Linked DNA regions of Homo sapiens: region 2 is linked to region 1. Evidence: read pairs that join two places in POLR2A ChIA-PET (ENCODE). Cell type or tissue: Caco-2. All regions are shown on one strand. Links, peaks and the distances in the headings refer to the core of each region. The heading gives the core; the rest is flanking DNA.

Region 1 (5,382 bases), core at 271-5,270:
TGGCCTGGTGGCAGTTTTAACTTCCATTTTAATGGAATTGTTGTGTCTCCTAGTGGAACTTTGGTCCTTTGAAACTAAGACTTCTAGGCCAGCAGACCACAGGGTCATGGGAACAATGAACAAAAGTTTTGCTAGTGCATCACTAGGAGAAATGGTGAGTGGTGCCACTCCTATTTCCAATCTTGATTCCCTGACCCATGAATCCTAGCTATGGGAGAAATGGCATCCGCAATTGCCCACTGATTCAGAGCATATACAGCCTTCTGGAGAATGTTGCCCCGGCCTGTAAGGTGTGGCCACCTAGCTGGCACTGTAACTGAGTCTTCAAAAGGCCGTTACCCCGTTATATCGAGCCAGCAGCTTCAGGATGGTGGAGAACATGTGTCATGGAATGAATGAGCTGAGAAATAAAGGACCAGAATAATTCTTCTCATTTAATGTTTGATGTTTTATCATTGCATTTCATAGTTGGCACATTTAGAAGTGTGTTTAATACTCAGAATTCATCCCTGCAGTCAGGGTACACAGTGTCAAGAGTCAAAAGTCTCTTTGGTTGTGTATGTGGTTTAGCAAGTCACACTAGAACTGTGAGCATGGGCATAGAGGGGTTCGTAGGTGGCCTCCTAGACAAGGGTCTTCATCCTACAGCTATATCCCAGGCACCCAGGTCAATAACCAGCACAGAGAAGGTAGATAATCAAAGTTACTGAACTGAGTAAATGTTCCATGTTATATATTTTTAATTAAAAATGGAATGTATCACACCCTTTTTTTAAACCAGCCATTGCTCAACTCTGGTTTAATAGTGATCCATAAAGAAAACAACACTTCAATCTCACTCACCCAGAGATGGTCACTGCTAACATCCCGGGAGCACAGTTTGATGAAAAAATGCAGGACTAGAAGTTAGGTGTTTCGCTTCCAATCCCAACCCTGTCTCTTCCACTCCATGTGACCTTGGACCAAGCTGCCATCCTTCCTAGACCTCAATGTCCCCAGCCATGGAATAGCAGAGTTGGTTGGTCATTTTCAGGGTTAAGCTAACCTGACTTATAATCTGGTCTTATACCCAGGTGTGATTAAGTGGCTTCATTCCAGATAACTCAGAATCCTTGCCTAGGGCTCTTGGGTCCCAGGCCCCATAGAATTACACATCTCTCCAACAGTGTGTCCTCCTCTTCCTGATATTCACGATCTTCCCCTGCCTGCCAGGAGAAGATGGTTTCCTGATGAGGCTGCTCAAGTTGATCAAAAGTCGGCATTGGTGGAAAGAGCCTTGCATTTCTCTTTCTTCCCCCGCATCATCTCTCCCCATTAGCCTGTGTTTCAGTAAAAACAAGCCATGTAGGCAAGAAAAAAATCAAGCTGCAAAATTATTCTGTTCTAATTCTATCCTAGATCACTGTCACACAGAATTCCAAGAACAAACAACTTTATAAAGGGAGAACAAAAGAGGCATGTAGCCACTTCCAGTTAACTCAATAAATGTGACTCGGTTACCTGCCGAGCACTGTGCTGGGCACCAACAGGGCAGCCTGGCTGGGACTCTGCCTTTCAGGAGCACAGGCTGGTGGGGACACAGGCATAATACACTGAGCTTGACACAGAGCAGACAGGAAGCTGTGCCAGGAGATTAACTCTTACTGGTGCAAGGCATCACAGAGCAGGTGATACTGGAACTGAGCTCTGGATTTTTTTAATTCCATGCCGAGTGAGGGCCTTTGAGAAAGGCCGCAAGGAGAGTGTTGTGTAGGGAAGGAATTGGGGATGGGAATCTTAGTGTGGTTTCTGTGGAGGGTCAGATGCGACTAGAAAGAGGGGTTGGGATAGATAACGCGGGGGAAGAGGGGGCGGCAAGGCCGACTGACGGGTTTAGACTTTGCTCAGTGGGTTCAGGGAGCCCTTGAGGGTCAGAGACTCAGAGGGGTTTTGGGAGCTGATGCTGGGGACACATGGACTGGAGGGGTGTCAGGGAGATGGGTGAGAGGTGGGAGGCGCTCCCGCGGGGGAATCTCTGCCATTCCCAGGGAGAAGTGCACCTGAGGGCCCTGCAGGCCTTTTGGGCTGTTTGAGTTGCCCTGAGATGCTGCATGGGGATGAGGTTAGGTCAGGCTGTGACCGCAAATAAGGCAGGTGATGACAAGGGTCAGAGCCAAGCGACAGACCTGGGAGTGGAGGGGGACAGATGGAGGAGGCCTCGCAGAACCCAAAATACATCCACCAGCAACTGCATTCTGTTTCACCCCCAAACTGGCAAAGAGCTCCCGCAGGTCTGCCACCCGACATATCAGAGCATCCAGCCTCAGCAGCAAATACCCAGGGCCCTGCAGCTCTCACACAGCCAGCTTTCCCGCCCAGGTGATTAGCAGGGAAGGGACACTCCACTTGTGCTACTGGAGGGACAGAGCACCTGGGGCTCAACTTGCTGACGGTCGCAGGACCCAGGCAGGCACGGAGACTCGGATTTCAAACAGGCTCCAGAGTGTGTGCACCTCCCACTCTGGCAGGAGAAAAGTAATTGAGCACAGGGGTGTGGGAGCAGGCATGGGCCATCTGAGACCTGAGATTCTCAGACCACTGTGGTTTCCCAGTTGGCATTTTCAAAGACCCCTTTCTCTCTCAGTTCAAAGAAAAGAGAAGAGAAACCAGAGAGAGGATAGGAGATAATGGAGGCCAGTGAGTTTCTGTCCCAGCCACACAATTGATCCCTTCATTAAGATCAGCTCTGTTACCTGATTTGCAAGACAGTATGTGAGCTTCGAAAAGGCCTGGAGGGCCTCCCTTCTTTTGGAGAGCACAAACATTCCAGTTCTAGTTTCACCCTCCCTTGGCCCATGCTCTGAAATCACAGCACAGGGAGAGGCCAAAGATATGCAGACAATGAGAGACTCCTAGCCAGCCAGCAGGTGTCTGCCCCTCCCACGGCTTCAGAGCAGGAGCAGAGCCCAGAGAGGGGAAAGAACTTGGTCTAGGTCACACATCCAAGCAGAACCAGATCAGAACCCTGGTGCCTTGGCACCTAGGCCACTGCCCTCTCTGTTATAGTCCATATTCCTCCTGTTTTTGTTTAATGAGTGCTTAGATGGCACTCACTATGTGCAGGTGCTGTTCTAAGGAATTTGAAAATATTAACTTATTTGACCATCATCATGATCCTAGGAGGCAGGCGCTGTTATCATCCCCATTTTACAGATGAGGAAACTGAGAGGTGAAGTAACTTGTCCAAAGTCCCACAACTAGGCGATGGCAGAGCCACTGCGTGTGGGTCTGGAGTCCACGACGTAGCCATGCCACTCCAAGGCCTCATGGGAGTGTTCAGGGAGAGAGTTTAGACTGCAGATGTGCTCTGGTTTTGTGGTTGGGGGTCGCTGTAGGAAAATAATCCCTCTTTTTTCTGGGAAAGAGCCTGAGGTGCAGAAGTCCAGGTTCCAGTCCTGGCTCTGCTCTGGACTTGGGTACGTGATTTTCCTTCTTTGGATCTCAATTTTCCTGTCTGTAAAATGGATACAGTCGGCCTAGATGGCCTTGGAAGCCCCCTCTAGCTCTAACCACATATGATTTCTTTGAACCATTCCTGGCTGTCTTAGTACCTGAATTCAACAAACACTTCAAGGGGTGACGTTTCTGGTTATGCAATTGTTAAGCCCCAGTGTCATGTGGCAGAATGGAGTACGAGGACTTGGAAAGCAGCTCTGTTTGCAGCAGAGGATTCCAAACTTGTGCACGTTAAAAAAAAAAAAAAAGTCCCCAAAACTTTCTATCTCTCTCTCTGGAAAAACTCGAGCTTATCATGAGATTGTTGCACTTGGACTCCCTCGGGAAAGGAATGCTTCATGTGCTAAAAGTATCCGCTGTTGACTGATTCCCCAGAGGATCTGCCCTTTCTCATCTCTCTGGAGTTAAGTGGATGCTGCTCTGAAGCAGAGCCAGCTCCTCAGTTCAGATTGCCTTTGTACCAGGCAGTGGGGGCAACACAGAGAGAGGTTTTGAGAATGACAAGTCATCGTGACTTCTGCAGGGAGCAGTGTACAGTTTTCATATGAGTAATAGACGCTCAATACTTCCTGGGTGTGCCATAAGCAAAGCCCTACGTGGATTATCTCATTTAGTCCTCTGGGAGGGTTCAGTCATTAGCCCCATTTTAAAGATGGAGAAGCCGAGGCTTAGAGATATAAAGTAACCTGCCCAGGATGCAATCTGAGCGGTGCTGGGATTCCAACCTAGACAGTCTTGGCCCAGTAACCTGTGCTGTTAACCCTGGGAGCACCTCTGAGACTAGCCCAGAAGGAAACTCAGAGAGCAGATTGGGGAATTATGCGTAAATTCTTATTTCCAACTTGATTTCTTTTGAAGTTGTTATGTTATTTTCACAATAAATACTAATCTTTCAAGAAAAGAAGAATCCACCAACACAAGGAATTTAACTGTAAATATTGATTGTTAATGAGGATTTGGGGAAAGGCAGAACATTTTTTAAACTGTCTCAGTAAAAGGCTCAAAATATTCGCAGGAGAGAAGATGGTAGAGATAATTCAACCTTATAAAGAAATTGGGTCCTAAGAGTTGATTTTAAAGTCAGCTGTCAGGAATCTGTGACACAATATAACCATAGAAACAATAATGGAAAACAACAGACCCTCTGCAAAGCCTGAATAATAATAACGATGATTTTCTACTGAGGAGTTTTTTTTTTTTTTTTGAGACAGAGTCTCGCTCTGTCGCCCAGGCTGGAGTGCAGTGGCATGATCTCGGCTCCCTGCAAGCTCTGCCTCCCGGGTCCACGCCATTCTCCTTCCTCAGCCTCCCGAGTAGCTGGGACTACAGGCGCCCGCCACCATGCCTGGCTAATTGTTTTTGTATTTTTAGTAGAGACGGGGTTTCACCGTGTTAGCCAGGATGGTCTCGATCTCCTGACCTCATGATCCACCTGCCTCAGCCTCCCAAAGTGCTGGGATTACAGGCGTGAGCCACCGGGCCCGGCTTTTTTTTTTTTTTTTTTTGAGACAGTTTCACTGTTGTTGCCCAGATTGGAGTGCAACGGCGTGATCTCGGCTCATTGTGACTTCCGCCTCCTAGGTTCAAGTGATTCTCCTGCCTCAGCCTCCCAAGTAGCTGGACTTACAGGCGCACATCACCATGCCCGGCTAATTTTTGTATTTTTAGTAGAGATGGGGTTTCACCATGTTGGCCAGGCTGGTCTCGAACTCCTGACCTTAGGTGATCCACACCCACCCCCCCCACCACCCCTTGGCCTCCCAAAGTGCTGGGATTACAGATGTGATCCACTGCACCTGGCCTCTGCTAAGGTGTTCTTACATGCCAGGTGCTATGCTAAGCATTTTATGGGCATCATTTCATAAAATATTTACAAGGATCTTACAA
Region 2 (5,382 bases), core at 261-5,260, 110 kb before region 1:
GATTCAGCAATGAACAAAACAGACACAAATCCTTGCTTTCATGGAGCTTGCATTGAAGTTGGGGAGAAAGATAAAACCATTAAATGGAGAAGAATATTGGATGGTGATAAGTGCTAAGGAGAAAATCAGGGAAGCTGGCATCTCAGTTTTGATTTTGAATAGGGTGGCCAGAGAAGGCCTTACTGTGGAGGTGACAGTTGAGCACGTACTTTAGCTGAAGGAGGTAAGGCTGTGAGCCACATGTGCCCCTGGAGTCAATATGTCCCAGGTAGAGAGAATGGCAAGTACAAAAGCCCTGTTGTGAGGCCATCTCAGGCATGTTCAAGGAAAAGCATGGAGCCCAGGATGGGTGAATGAAAATAAAGAGAAGAGAGAACTTAGGGCAAAGAAGTGGGGGTTGCAGGTTATGCAGGGCCCTTTTTGGCTCTGTAAGGACTTGGCTTTTTGTCTGAGTTAACACAGGAAGCATTAGAGGGTTTTGAGTGACGTGATATAATAGTATATATTATATGAAAAGATCACTCAGGCTGATATGTGGAGAACAGATTCTAGGAGGTGAAGTGGAAGCAGAGAGACCAGCTAAGAGCCCAGCTGCTCTGCTCCAGGAAAGAGATGTTGCTGACACGGACTAGGACAACTGCCATGGAAGTGGTGAAGAGTGAAGGAATTGTAGACATCCGCCTTCCATCTTTATGTATCACATTGCTTGGGGGAGGATTGAGAACTAATACTGACCTCACTCATCTTACAGATAAAGAGAATGAGATCCAGGAGAAGGGGCTTATCCCAGGAAAATGAGTGAGCAGTGGCATTAAACTTGCGGAACACAAGTAAAAGGAGGCTCAGGCATAATCTTCTGCAATCCCCTGCCCTTCCCCCAAAACCAAATCAAAATATATCAATGGCCAGGTGTTAGCAACTTTACTATTGAAATATTTTAAAGTAGATTTTAACTGTGATAATATGTGCATTAAAAAGGGGGTGAAAGGCCAGGCACGGTGGCTCACACCTGTAATCCCAGCACTTTGGGAGGCCAAGGCAGGTGGATCGTGAGGTCAGGAGTTCAAGACCAGCCTGGCCAACATGGTGAAACCCCGTCCCTACTAAAAATACAAAAAGTAGCCAGGCATGGTGATGGGTGCCTGGAATCCCAGCTATTCAAGAGGCTGAGGCAGGAGAATTGCTTCAACCTAGGAGGCAGAGGTTGCAGTGAGCGGAGATCACGCCACTGCCCTCCAGCCTGGGTGACAGAGCAAGACTCTATCTGGGGGAAAAATAAAGGGGGAGTGAAAGTAGGAAGTATGTGTGTGGCATAAGCTTTTCTCAGGTCAGATTGAGAAATATAACTTAGAAAAAACAGTCTGACAATGCCAAGAAATCAAGGTGGGTAAATGTGAGGTTGGATAGGGTGGGAAAAGTGAAAAATAAGGATGAGCACTTCTGTGCCGTGCAGATTCACACTGGTATTTTATTTAATTTTCTTCCAAGAGTCTCGGGGCAAAGGATAGAACAATTAGGATGGAGGTCACGAGACATCTGCTATATAAAGGAGAAGACACATTTAAAGAGGGTGGGACTAGAGAAGCAAGCATTAGGCAAAGCTTCGTACCTCACTCTGCTCTGGCCGTTAAACAGGTCATGGGTGGGGACAAGAGGAAGACTCTACCTGAATGCCGCTCCTTAAAAAAAAAAATTGTGAAGTGCCCTTTTTGGGAGATCCCTGCTTGCAGCTGTTTCAGAGCAGAAATAAGGAAGATAGAAGGGACATTTCAGGGGCAGTGGTCTAAAATGGTTCTCCCAAGGGTGGAAGGAGTGGAAGGCTTTCGCAGAGGGCAACCTGTAGAACAAGCCTCTGATTAGACTCTAAGACAGGGCTGGACCTGTCCTTTCAAACCTGAATCACAGTGTTCTGTTAGGTTTTAGTAACAGGACACCCATTAGTAAAATGCATTTATCCGACATTTTTTCCCCATAAATTAATGGTTGCTGTCCACTCCTAATGTAGCTGAGAAAAGTAGACCACAGAGGGGAGGTGGCAGTGGAGCAGATGCTCTTTCCAAAATGAAGGGAAGGAGAATACCATGGAAACTCTATTCTTAAGGCAAAGGGTAAGGCCTTCTTACTGAAACTCTGGCAGGGGAATATAAAGTAGTCTGGCCAGGGAGGAGTCAGATATATTGAACAGTCTAATTTGAGTCGTTTACACTGGTCACACCCAGATGGATATTTTCCCTGGATGTGTGCTAACCACCTGACATTATATCTATATGTAATGCGTATGTAGCTGATAGCCAAGGCCCACTTAGGCATACGGATATACAAAGATGCAAAGCCCAGTTTCACTCAGAAGAGCTCTAGATGAACTGATGGGAGGGATTGGGTTTTGAAGGGAAGAAGAGCACATAGATGGGGAAGGTGGAGATCAGAAATGGATAGTCAGGGTGGATTGGCACTGAGGAGTAAGCAAGTGATGCTTTAGTATGTCCTCTTGCAAATTAAAACTTGGCCAGTCTCCACTGTTGCTTTTACTACTTGTGGAAATAACTGTATAGTAGTTCAGTGATCTTTGACTCATGAGTCATGAACCATTGTTAAACTATTTTCCGTGTCATCAGTTTACTATTCAGGACCCAAAATTCATACTTCAGCATTGACATCTGGCAACCGTGAAGTATAGGTCCCAAAGCTGTCCTCTTTCCTGCTCCCTGGCATTCATTCAGAGTGTGGACTTCAGAGGTAGTGGAGGTGTGCAGACTCTGCAGTTCTCTGTCTCTGCCATGAATTTCTATTGAGTATCTCCAGCTGTTCCATTGTCTTGGAATCCACACCAGCCCTGTGACTAAGTGGAGTCAGCTGTGGATTTCACACCACTGTTTTTTTCTTTTTTACTCTGCTTACCCTTTCTTTCCTGTCTTGTCTCCTGTTCTTAATTCTTCAGGGTTTGCTGGGTGTTTTTCCCAGTACCAGTAGACAGGGTGATATAATGGGAAAAGTGTGGCCTTTGGCATCAAACAGACCTGGATTGAAATCCTAGCTTATCTACATCCCGCGATATCTTAAGTATTTAACTTATCTGAACCTTGGTTTTCACATCTATAAGTTGAGGATAATAGCCTCCCAGCATTATTATAGATACTAGATTTTTAGAAAAGCCATTTCTCAGAATTTACATAAGAGAAATAAAAACATGTGCCTACCTAAATACTTGTACATGAATGATCAAGGCAACTTTATTTATAATATCTCAAAATTGGATGCAACCCAAATGTGTATCAACATTTGAATTGATAAACAAATTGTAGTATACCCATACAGTGGAATACTACTCATCAATAAAAAGGAATGAACTGAGTTAAATGCAGTAACATAGATGGAACACAAAGCACTAGGCAAAAATAATCCATAGTGACAGAAAGCAGATTGGTAGTTGCCAGGAGCCAGGGCAGTGTGTGTATGAACCAGAGAGGGCTGACCACAGAGAAGCATAGCTTAAAAGAACTTTTTTTTGGGGGGGGCGGGTGGGGGAGGGTGTGGTGGTTAAAGATATGCTGTACATGCAGTAAAAATCCCTCTTTATAGCCAATCACCTCCCCTTACCCCCAGCCCTTGGCAACCACTGATCTAATTTCTGTGTCTGTAGTTTCGCCTTTTCCAGAATGTTCACATAAATAGAATCATGTATGTAGCCTTTTGTGTCCAGCTTTTTCCTTTAGCATAATATAAGAGTCATGCATGTTTTATGTATCAACAGATTGTTCCTTTCTATTACTGAATAGTATTCCACTGTATGGCGCTACTAGTTTGGTTTATCTACTTACCTTTTGATAGACATTTTGATTGTTTCCAGTTTGGGGGGCAATTATAAATAATGCTGTTATATACACACACACGTTTCTGTGTGGACATATGTCATCATTTCTCTTGGGCAATAATGTAGGAGAGGACTGCTGGGTTATATAAGTGTATACTTTACTTTGTAAGAAATTGTCAAACTGGCCGGGGCAGTGGCTTATGTCTGTAATCCCAGCATTTTGGAAGGCCAGGGCGGGTGGATCACCTGAGGTCAGGAGTTCAAGGCCAGCCTGACCAATATGGTGAAACCCCATATCTACCAAAAATACAAAAAAATTAGCTGGGCGAGGTGGTGTGTGCCTGTAGTCCCAGCAACTCGGGAGGCTGAGACAGGAGAATTGCTTGAACCTGGGTGGCAGAGGTTGCAGTGAGCCGAGATCGGGCTACTGCACTCCAGCCTGGGCCACAGAGCTGGACTCTGTCTCAAAAAAAAAAAAAAAAAGAAATTGTCAAACTATTTTTCAAGGTACTATTTTGCATGCCCACCAGAAATGTATGAGAGTTCTAAATGCTCTGCTTTCTCATCAGCACTTCGTATTGTCAGTTTTTTAAAAAATTAAGCTGCTCTAATAGATGTGTAGTGATACTTCATTGTGAATTTAATTTGCATTTCCCTAATGACTAATGCTGTTGAGCATCTTTTCATGTGTTTTTTTGCCATCTTCATTTTTACTTTAGTGACATATGTATTCAGGTGTTTTGCACATTTTAAATTGGGATCTTTGTTTTATTATTGAGTTTTGAGTATTGTTTATATATGACTACCAACTTTACCACGTCTGTTATGAAAATATCTTCTCACAATCTGTGGCTTTTCATTTTTGAACAGCTTTTGGAAGAGCAGACATTTTAAATTTTGATGAGATCCAATTTGTCAATTTCTTCTTTTTTTCTTTTTGAGACAGGTTCTCACTCTGTCGCACCATGACGGCTCACTGCAGCCTCTCAGGTAGCTGGGACTACAGGCACGTGCGACTATGCCCAGCTTTTGTGTGTGTGTGTGTGTGTGTGTGTGTGTGTGTGTGTGTGTGTGTGAAGACGGAGTCTCACTATGTTGCCCAGGCGAGTCTCGAACTCCTGAGCTCAGGTGACCCATGTGCCTTGGTCTCCCAAAGTGCTGAAATTACAGACGTGAACCACCGTGCCCAGCCAATTTTTTCTTCTATGGTTCTCAAAAGTCTTTGCCTAACCCAAGGCCACAAAGATTTACTCCTGTGTATTTTTTAGAAGTTTTATACTATTAGCCTTTTCATTTAGGACCTAAATTATTTATTTTGAGTTAATTTTTTGTATATATAATATGAAGTTCATTATTTGCATATGAATGACCAGTTTTACTAGCACTGTTCATTGAACTTTCTTCATTGAATTTCCTTAGCATCTTTGTTAAAAATCAGTTTACTAGGCCGGAGGTGGCTCACACCTGTAATCCCAGCACTTTGGGAGGCTGAAGTGGGTGGATCACTTGAGGTCAGGAGTTTGAGACCAGCCTAGCCAACATGGCAAAACCCTGTCTCTACTAAAAATACA

Evidence for each region. Peaks named below come from ENCODE experiments on the same cell type or tissue, not always from the same donor. Only the 100,000 strongest peaks of a DNase experiment are listed, where the experiment ranks them.
Region 2: POLR2A ChIA-PET joins it to region 1 with 6 read pairs; 4 of 35 experiments call an interaction of 5 or more read pairs at or near these places.

The regions. Positions count from the first base shown.
Region 1 is chr9:97,525,807-97,531,188 of GRCh38, forward strand. All of the region lies in intron 2 of TMOD1 (tropomodulin 1), which reads left to right. Among named protein-coding and RNA genes, the nearest start is that of TMOD1-AS1, 12 kb to the left of the region's middle. RefSeq lists enhancers at 2,370-2,469, 3,902-3,951 and a silencer at 5,040-5,198. In Caco-2, for the core only: no CTCF peak of the experiment used is centred there; DNase peaks (open chromatin) are centred at 2,428 and 2,865.
Region 2 is chr9:97,416,858-97,422,239 of GRCh38, forward strand. The region is part of intron 1 of TDRD7 (tudor domain containing 7); the gene reads left to right. Among named protein-coding and RNA genes, the nearest start is that of TDRD7, 7.5 kb to the left of the region's middle. In Caco-2, for the core only: no CTCF peak of the experiment used is centred there; no DNase peak of the experiment used is centred there.